Linked DNA regions of Homo sapiens: region 2 is linked to region 1. Evidence: chromatin contacts called from ENCODE Hi-C or POLR2A ChIA-PET data. All regions are on one chromosome and are shown on one strand. Each heading gives the region's core, a stretch centred on a gene start or an enhancer-like site at or near the end of the contact. The rest is flanking DNA. Distances are from core to core; before and after follow the strand shown. Region 1 overlaps REEP1 (receptor accessory protein 1). Region 2 holds the start of CHMP3 (charged multivesicular body protein 3).

What was found. A loop is a pair of places that touch in the nucleus more often than their neighbours do. ChIA-PET counts read pairs that join two places held with the same protein, here RNA polymerase II (POLR2A). Pooled maps may share reads with other maps.
Region 2: a loop to region 1 is called in a map of heart left ventricle, with 4 times the contacts of the local background. The contact joins the promoter of CHMP3 here to the enhancer-like site in region 1. A Hi-C loop is called at or near these places in 2 of 168 maps with a recorded cell type or tissue (aorta and heart left ventricle) and 10 of 50 pooled maps. POLR2A ChIA-PET finds 5 or more read pairs at or near these places in 2 of 52 experiments (activated T-cell and naive thymus-derived CD4-positive, alpha-beta T cell).

What each region holds. Positions count from the first base shown.
Region 1 is chr2:86,223,804-86,228,267 of GRCh38, reverse strand. REEP1 (receptor accessory protein 1) reads left to right here. Exons shown (of 9, transcript NM_001371279.1): 7 at 870-905. Among named protein-coding and RNA genes, the nearest start is that of MRPL35, 27 kb to the right of the region's middle. Within about 2 kb of position 2,572, at least 17 of the 41 ENCODE cell types and tissues checked have a DNase peak (open chromatin) inside an H3K27ac peak, as active enhancers do; they include heart left ventricle, where a contact is called at or near this core.
Region 2 is chr2:86,561,377-86,565,840 of GRCh38, reverse strand. It overlaps CHMP3 (charged multivesicular body protein 3), which reads left to right and starts at 2,398. Exons shown (of 6, transcript NM_016079.4): 1 at 2,398-2,537. The coding sequence starts at 2,493. All of the region lies in intron 3 of RNF103-CHMP3 (RNF103-CHMP3 readthrough), which reads left to right. It overlaps CHMP3-AS1 (CHMP3 and RNF103 antisense RNA 1), which reads right to left and starts at 3,771. Exons shown (of 6, transcript NR_183901.1): 1 at 3,594-3,771; 2 at 2,921-2,995; 3 at 2,442-2,573; 4 at 2,059-2,153; 5 at 1,701-1,864. RefSeq lists enhancers at 2,023-2,082, 2,241-2,535, 2,693-2,792, 2,803-2,972.

The DNA of each region.
Region 1 (4,464 bases), core at 1,323-3,822:
TGCTTCCCTCTGTAAATGCCTACCCAACATACTCACCACATGCCTGGCACACAGAGACCTCTGTATGTGCAGTGAGGACACAGGGTCTAGGCGTTGGAGAAGGGGAAGGAGAGTTCTTTCCTGTTGCTTTCAGCACCCAGGATGGGGCTGGGCAGTGTACTTGGCCTGACCCTCTCTCTTGCCTGGAGTTTTCCTCTTTGCTTAAAGGGTCAGGGCAGGCAGGGACTGACATGGCCCTCCCTGCAGAATGAGCTGGAAGGTGTGTAGTCAGATACCATATGCTGAATGCCTAGCACTGGACACCAGGAAGTGTACAAGAAATGTTGAAAGAATGATCCTGGCCTTCCATGGACTTGGAGTCACTCAGTGAGCATGTATTTAGTGAGCACCTACTCTATTGCCAAGGCCCAGATGTGCACCAAGACCAATGGCGTGTACAAGGCAGCAGCCAGTTAGGCCTTTGCAAATGCCCAGATGCGAAGCACTTTGGGGTTCAGAGGTAAGTCTGGGGAGGTTTCCTGGAGGACATTCTGAACTGGAAAGCAAAGAGAGGAGGAGGCTTTGGGCAGGGGTGCTTGGAGTTATTTTCCAGAGGGAACTTTGACTCTGTCTCCGGCCTTCCCTAGGGCTGCAGGGTGCAAGGACTGACTTTGTGTGCCAGGTGAGGGTATCTTCTGCACCTGAGCAGAAACTGAATCTGAGATGACTCTTTCCCCACTTTGGTGTCTCTACAGAGACCCACCTTCCTGGGATCCCTATATTGTACACACTGGGATCCCCACACCTCTCCAGGGCCTCCCTGTTTGCCCGGGGCTGGTTCCTGTCCAGTGGGGGATGTCACTGATGGTGCCCCTACCCCATTCCCACAGTGTGTACCTGCTGCTCCACCTGCAGGACCTGGAAAGGTGAGTAAGCAGCCAGCCTCTCCGCAGCGTGCTGGACTCTCACTCGGAAAGAGCTTCTAACCAGGAGTGGGCACCTGACCCTGGGGCTCCCTTTCAGCTGCATGGTCATAGGGAGGGGTCAGGAGGTTAACCCTTTATAACAGCAAACACAGTAGCTTACAGTTCCTGTGGGCTAGAAATCTGGGAGCAGCTTAACTGGGTGGTTCTAGCTCAGGGTCTCTCAAGAGGCTGCAGTCAAGATGTCAGCCTGGGCTGAGTTATCGGAGGGCTTGACGAAACTGGAGGGTCCACTTTCAAGATGGCACTCTTATGGCTGTTGGCTGGGCCTCTCCAAGGCTGCTTAAGAGTCCTTACAACGTGGCAGGTGGCCTGGCCTAGAGTGAGCCATTCAAGAGATAGAGGGCAGGCAGGAAGCCAGGGTACCTTTTCTGTCCTAGGTTTTGAAGTCACACTCATCACTTCTGCCTTATTCTATTTGTTGGAAGCAAGTCATTAAGCACAGCCCACATTCAAGGGGAGGAGAATTAATCTCCACCTCTTGAAGGGAGGAGTATCAAAGAATGTGTGGAGATATCTTAAAACCACCACAGGGTCACTGGGCGGGGTGGCTCATGCCTGTAATCCCAGAACTTTGGGAGGCAGAAGTGGGAGGATTTCTTGAGCCCAGGAGTTCGAGACCAACCTGGGCAATATAGCAAGAATTAATCTCTACAATTAAAAAAAAAAAAAAGCCAGGTGTGCTGGTGTGCACCTGTAGTCCCAACTACTTGAGAGGCTGAGGCAGGAGAATTGCTTGAGCCTGGGAAATCAAGGTTGCAGTGAGCCATGATCGTGCCATTGCACTCAAGCTGGGTGACAGAGCAAGACCCTGTCTCAAAAAAAAAAAAAAAAAAAGAAAAGAAAAAGCCACAACAGGGTCATACTTCCTTGTGCTCCAGGTAAGGACACAGGAACTTCAGAGGACTAAGGTCCTCTGAAATGATGAAGTCCTGAAGTTCCAGGGGTTTCTGGTCCTGGGGCAGCCAAGGGAGCCCTGTTCCTGCTTTGCCACTTACTTGCTGTGCAACTTTGCGTGAATCACCTAACCGCTGTGAGCTTCAGTTCCTCCTCTTAAAACGGAGATGAGATCCCTGCTTCCCGGCCTCACTGTGCTGTTGTGAAAGTGGCTGTGAAAGGGCCATAATAATCCTGGGAAGGATGATGAGGATGATGATGATGATGATGGTGGTGGTGGTGGTGGTGATGATGGTGGTGGTGGTGGTGGTGGTGGTGGTGGTGGTGGTGGTGATAGCCTGGAGCATCCAGGAGACCCCAGGGAGAGTGGAGGTCTCCCGGTTCTGGACAGAGACTCCTGTTGCTGCCCTCCCAGCGTGTGAGTGATGGCTTGTTGGAGCCACAGCCACCTGGTGGTTGCCATGACCTGCTTCTCCAGTTGCCTAACCTTAAGTAGACACATTAGGGACTAGTGAGGGTCCTGGACTAATCCAGTGCCCCTTTCACACTGCCTGGCTCCCCATAGAGAAGCTGCCTTAGGCTTGGAAGGCAAGAGGGGCCGTGCCTGGCCTGCAGCCTGCTGGCTGGTGTCAGGGGAGGAAGGAAGGCACGCAAGGTGCCTAATATAGCTTTTGCTCCAGCCCTGGTGCCGCGGAGGCATGACATGCCCCTCCCACATCGGCAGTGAGCAAGACAGGAAACTGCATTATGTGACGTGTCCTGTTTTCCCTGCATTGCTTTATTTTTAAGGCTCTCAGTGCTCAGCTTTTTAAGTCCTTTATAGAAGAGCTGGGGATTAGGACAGGCGCAGTGGCTCACACCTGTAATCCCAGCACTTTGGGAGACCGAGGCAGGCAGATCACTTGAGGTCGGGAGTTCGAGACCAGCCTGACGAACATGGAGAAACCCCATCTCTACTAAAAATATAAAATTAGCCGGGTGAGGTGGCACATGCCTGTAATCCCAGCTACTCGAGAGGCTGAGGCAGGACAATCGCTTGAATCCGGGAGGCAGAGGTTGCGGTGAGCCGATATCATGCCATTGCACTCCAGCCTGGGCAACAAGAGTGAAACTCCATCTAAAAAAACAAAAAAGCTGGGGATTCTGGAGGCCATAAGGCCAAACTGAACTGACAGAGGAGTCTGAGCAGGGCTGCAGATGGAGAGAAGCGTCCCAGCCCAGCTCTGACTAACCCTGTGTCCCTGTGGGGCCTCCTGGTCCAAGTTGGAAATGAAGGGGCTGCGTTCAGCTGTTTCCAGCACCGGGCACTAGACGCTGGCCTGGTGGACACACTAGTTCATGGGAAATGACCCTGTGGTGCCAGTGGCTCCAGGCAATTGCAGGGATTTCTGTCTATTCACACTGTAGTTTTGAGTCTGCAAATTCTGTGAGCCATTCCAAAAGCCTCTAATTCTGGGAGATTGGCACTTGGGGGTCGGGGAGAGTGGCTGCCCTGTCCTCCATTCTTCCCCTGACACTGCTCTGTGCTGCTCTCAGAAGCCCTTCCCTGCCATGACATCTGGTGGTTTCATGATCAGACACAGTGTTTCCAGTGCATTTCAATAGAGCTGTGGTTGATTGTAGGAACTGAATAGTTCTGGAAGGCTGCATGTGCATAAGAGTGTGTCCAGGATTCAGTGTCCAAGTTCTGGTTCCTTATCCCCGAGCAGGTTGGTTGCTGCTGGGATGGGGGTTGCTGGACAGCGGGAAGCAGGTGAGGCCTGGTGGTGGCCTCAAGACCTGGAAGCCGTTGTCCTAGCCCTTCCTTTCTTGGACCTCCGCCTCTCCAAGGGCCTCTTAATACCTGTGCCCTGGCTCTCAGGTCTGCATGCAAGGAACCCTTTGATGATTGGCCTACACCATTCCCTCTGAGGCCTTGGGAAAGCCCCTGCACTCTGCAGGCCTCAGTCTCCCCCTCCATGAGGTGTCCCTTGGTCCTCCCAGCTCTGACAGTCTCTACTGGATTGTGCAGTGGTGGCAGATGGTGTTGGGGGAGGTCTGTCTTGCACCTGGGGCTATAGGCTGACTCTTAAGCAGTAAGAGGATTTCACAGTTGTCGGGGACACTTTCCTCCTGGTCCCCTGAAATGTTGTCACAAGGGGTGCTCACTCAGGCCAAAGCCTGGGAAGATTCAAATTACCTCTGGGGCCATGCAGAGCCCCAGGATCCCTCAGCAGACAGGAACATTTTCTAGGAGTTGTAAATTCAGGTCTTAATTCATGATGGGGGTAGGGAAAGGAGGCATTTCGGAGGCTGCTAAGTGCCTTTTAGGGCAGTGACAGAGCTTAGAGGCCCCAGGGGCAGCAGCCTCTATTCTAAGCTGCACATCTCAGATGCCAGAACATTCTTTTCCCATCTTTGCTCTGTTCCTGCCCCATTTGTCAACTGATTCCCTATTGTTTTCTGCATGTCTTTGTCTCTCTTTTTCTGTGTGTCTATTATTATCTCTCTCTCTCTTTTTTTTTTTCTCTGCCTACCTCTATGTCATATAGAACTGAACTCTGGATTACTGCCTGTGTGGTTAGTCATAGAGGTGTCCCTCCCCCCCTTTTAAAATCAAGCATGT
Region 2 (4,464 bases), core at 1,149-3,648, 340 kb before region 1:
ATGGAAGGAAGAAAGGAAATAAGGAAGGGAAGGAGGGAGATAAATGGAAAATGAACAAGGGTTATGAAGAAGCAAGTCACAGAAGAAATTCAAATGACCAACAAATATATGAAAAGATGCTTATCCAGACTAATAGTCCGGGAAATTAAAGTTAAAAACAATATTTTATGCCCTTAGATTGGCAAAAATTTTAAATATTGCTAAAATTCACTTTTAGCATGGATTTAGGGAATAAGAGTGCTGGTATACACTATTGGTAGGAGTTCACAATAGTGCAATGTATATGGAAGATACTGGTATTAAGTTTAAAATTTTTAACTGTGCCTATATTTGCAGGATTATTTACTAGGGAAAAACTAGAAACAATCTTATATAATAGGGAAATGGTTAAATAAATTATGGTACATTCTTGCTATGGACTGCCATAGGTATTGACACTGATGAAAGTCTACATAAAATGTGTTTAAAAGGAAATTGTAGGACAACGTATATAACATAATATCAATTAAATAAAAATAGGGCTGGGAGAGGTGGCTCAATGTATATAATATAATCTCAACTAAGTAAAAATAGGCCCGGGCAAGGTGGCTAACACCTGTAATCCCAACACTTTGAGAGGCTGAGGTGGGAGGATCGCTTGAGCCCAGGAGTTTGAGACCCGCCTGGGCAACATGGCTAACCCTTGTCTCTACAGAAAAATTAAAAACACAGTGGGCGTGGTGGCTGACACCCAGCTACTCAGGAGGCTAAGGTGGGAGGATCACTTGAATCTGGGAGGTAGAGGCTGCAGTGAGGCAAGATCCTGCCACTGCACTCCAGCCTGGGTGACAAAGTGATACCCGGTCTCAAAAACAAATACATAAATAAAAATAAAAGTATATTTTCCAAAGGAAAAGGTTTCAGAAGATTCACACTATATTTAATAGTTGGTGTGAATCCTTTGAGACCTTTTCCCCTGAGGAAGTGAGAATGAGGGTTTAACTTTTCACAATGAACAGGCAGTGCTTTTTTAAAAACAACTTTATTGAAGTATGATTGGACATAAAATAAATCGCACATACTTAGTGTCCAACCTGGTAAGTTTTGATATTGTATACATCTGTGAAACCATCATCACAATCAAGATATTATCCATCATCCCCCTAAACTTCGTGTCTCTTTGTAATCCCTCTTTTCTGCCTCTTTCTGACCCCACTCCTATCCGCTAGCAACCGCCCATGTACTCTCTGTCACTATGTATTAGTTTGCATTTTCCAGAATGTTATGTAAATGGAATCATACGGTTCTGGCTTCTTTCACTTGGCAGAATTATTTTGAGATTCATCCATGCTGTTGCATTTATCAATAGTTTACTTTTTTATTGCTCAGTACTATTCCTTCGTATGGATCAATCACGACTGGTTTATCCATTCACTTGTTGATAGACATTTGGATTGTTTCCAGTTTATGGCTATTACAAATAGAGCTGCTATGAACATTTGTGTACAAGTCTTTGTAAGAACATATGCTTTTTTCCCTCTTGGGTAAATAGCTAGGAATGGAAGGCTGGCTTTGTTTAGCATTTTAAGAAATTGTCAAAATGTTTTCAAAGCTGCCGAACCATTTTATGATTCCACCAGAGACAGGAGTATGGGGCTGAGGTAACAAATGGTCCCCTTCACCATCCTCGGATGAGTTAATGACAGTAACCATCAGCTCACCGTATAGGCCTAATCAGGAACTGTCCGTGCTAAAATGTGTCTAGTTCTCTTTAGTCAGATTCCTTTGAGAGTGTGATTAAGCTCACGGTCAGTGTGGCGTGTAGGACGGGACACACATGGACAAATGCTAGGCAGGAATCGCCCACGCTGGAAAGGGCGATGGCCTGAAAAAAAACGACCGCAGTTGGGATGGAAAGGGGAGGGTTGAAGTTCAGACATATTGAAGTTAGAATGGTTGGGACTTGGTAAGAGGGGAGAGAGGACGATGCCTAGGGTTTAGTGACCAGGTGATGGTGGTGCAAGCAGAGGGGAGGAGTGGGTTGGCGGGAGGAAAAAGAGGTTATTTTTGGTTTGTCACCTGTGAGTTGCCTACTGGACACAAAGATGAAGCTGTCGGGAAAGTGATGCTAAGTGTACACGTCTGCGTGGAGATCCAGACTTCTGGTGCAACATCTAGGTTTAGGTGAAGTATTAGAAGCAGTTGTAGCCAACAAATTCGTATCTTTCAGAGCAATCATTTCTACACCTTACGAAAAGCACCGAATCCGTGGTCTCCCCCACACAGACATGACCAGAACATGTGCGATGACGTCAGCCTTTTTGACTAGTCTCCCACTCACTCGATTCTGCGCAGGCGTATGGCGCATGCGCAACATCCCCTAGTGCCGCCGCTCCCTACTCTGGGGGTTGGGACTACCTCCTTTTCCGCGGGCCCCGCCCAGGCGGCTGCCCGTGACCTGCCTGGGCGCGGGGAACTGAAAGCCGGAAGGGGCAAGACGGGTTCAGTTCGTCATGGGGCTGTTTGGAAAGACCCAGGAGAAGCCGCCCAAAGAACTGGTAAGGGCTACGGCGGCGGCAGATAAGCGGGTGGATCTGTGTGGGGCGTAGTGAAGTTGGTAAATGACAGGACACTCTTCTCCCCACCGCCTGCCCGATACCGCCCGGCCCCCATTTCCGGGGACTCCCACTCGACAGGGGGGCCGGAGGAAGAGTCTTTAGGAGTCGGCTGTGGGACGCGAGAGCTCCTGGTGCCATGGCTCTCGAACAGGTAGCCGAGGGTGGATGAAGAGTTTCTCCACCTCGCCACTGAGCGCGTAGGCAGCGACACCGTCCTGGCCTCGGAAACCTCTTCCCCCTGCGCGCGTTGGTACGACCCGCCCGGAACCTTTTCCCAGCGTAGGCCCCACCCCTCCAGCCCGGCTGCGGACCACCCGGAGAACCTTCTCCTGCCCGAAGCGTTGTTTGGAGCGGGCCGGGTCGCGTCTGCCGGAGGAGCCGTCTGTTCTCCGTCCTCCCTGTTGTGTTGAAAAAGAGGCTCAGTTTCCTCTTTCCCCAGCCCTTGTGTTGACCCTAGGCACATACCGTAGCGGGGCAGGGACTCGACCCAGAAGAATGTTACAGAAGATAGCTCTGGACCCGGCTTCGAACTCTCGTTACCTATTAATTGAGATAATATTGGGAGGCAAACAGTTGAAAATGCCCTGCAGTCAGTCAACCTAAGTTTGAATCCTGCCTTCCCACATCTCAGCTCTGTGATCTCTGGAAAGTTCACTTCTCAGTGCCTTCTCGACTGTGAAGCCAGAATAATAGTAGTGTCACCTCAGAGTAATTGAAGATTCAGGGATGTAAAGTTTTCATATTGGTAGTTAGGGCTAATTCTTTAAATACGGCACAGCTTTGCTACTCAAATGCCAACCAGCAGCATCAACATCACCTGGGAGCTTGTTAAATCTCGGACACCACTCCAGACCCACTGAGTCAGATTTTGAATTCTGACAAGCTCCCTAATGATTAGTGTGCACATCAGTGCTTTGAGAAGCACTGCTCTGCAACACCTAGGCTTGTCCATAATGGAAAAAAAAAATCCTGAAATCCTTTAATAAATGATCTTACCTGTTCAGCTCTAGCAGGCACATTTTAAAAACTAATCTTATGCATCTTGCAATTCCTGGCACATAATGTGCGTTAATGTAAATTTGTTGTTGTTGTTGTTAAAGGCCCTAGAACAGTAGACACTCATTATTTTCGTCAGGAAACTTACTCAGTTTTGCTCCTTGGTAAAATAAAAATTGTGGCGCTTAAATGAAATAACGGTATAACATCACTTTGGAAACTATAGAACATTATATAGATGCACATTTTGTGACATCTGTATATTCTAAGATTCTTGTTATTGTAGAAGTGTGGTAGGGAGAGATTATTTGTTGTCTTCAGTGTTTGGCCTTGGCATTGCCATTCGTAAATTGAGATAAGATTATGGAGAAGCAAAAAAGATGCTGGGGAAATGGTTGCTTTATTGTTTAAACTAGTCTCTAGTATATGTACTACTATACTACTCTAGTATATTGTACACTTAGATTGTTTTTAAATGATAAATTGCTAAGAACACGATATTGGTACACTCTTCAGTAGGGTAATCTACCTGAGAAAGCTGATTGACACTGGAAAATGGCAGGGTTGATGCATGAGATTGGTTTTTAAAACTATGCTTGCCAGAGCCGAACAGGTAAGATCATTTATTGAATAAAAAATTTTAGTTGTTTTTCCCCCCATTATGGACAAGTCTGGGTATTGTAGAGCAGTGCTTCTCAAGCATTAGTGTGCACACTAATCATTAGGGATCTTGTCAGAATTCAAAATCTGATTCAGTAGGTCTTGGATAGGGTCTGAGATTTCTAATAAGCTCCCAGGTGATGTTGATGCTGCTGGTCTACACTTGAGTAGCAAGATTGTAGAGTGAATTAAGATTAGCCCTAACTACCAC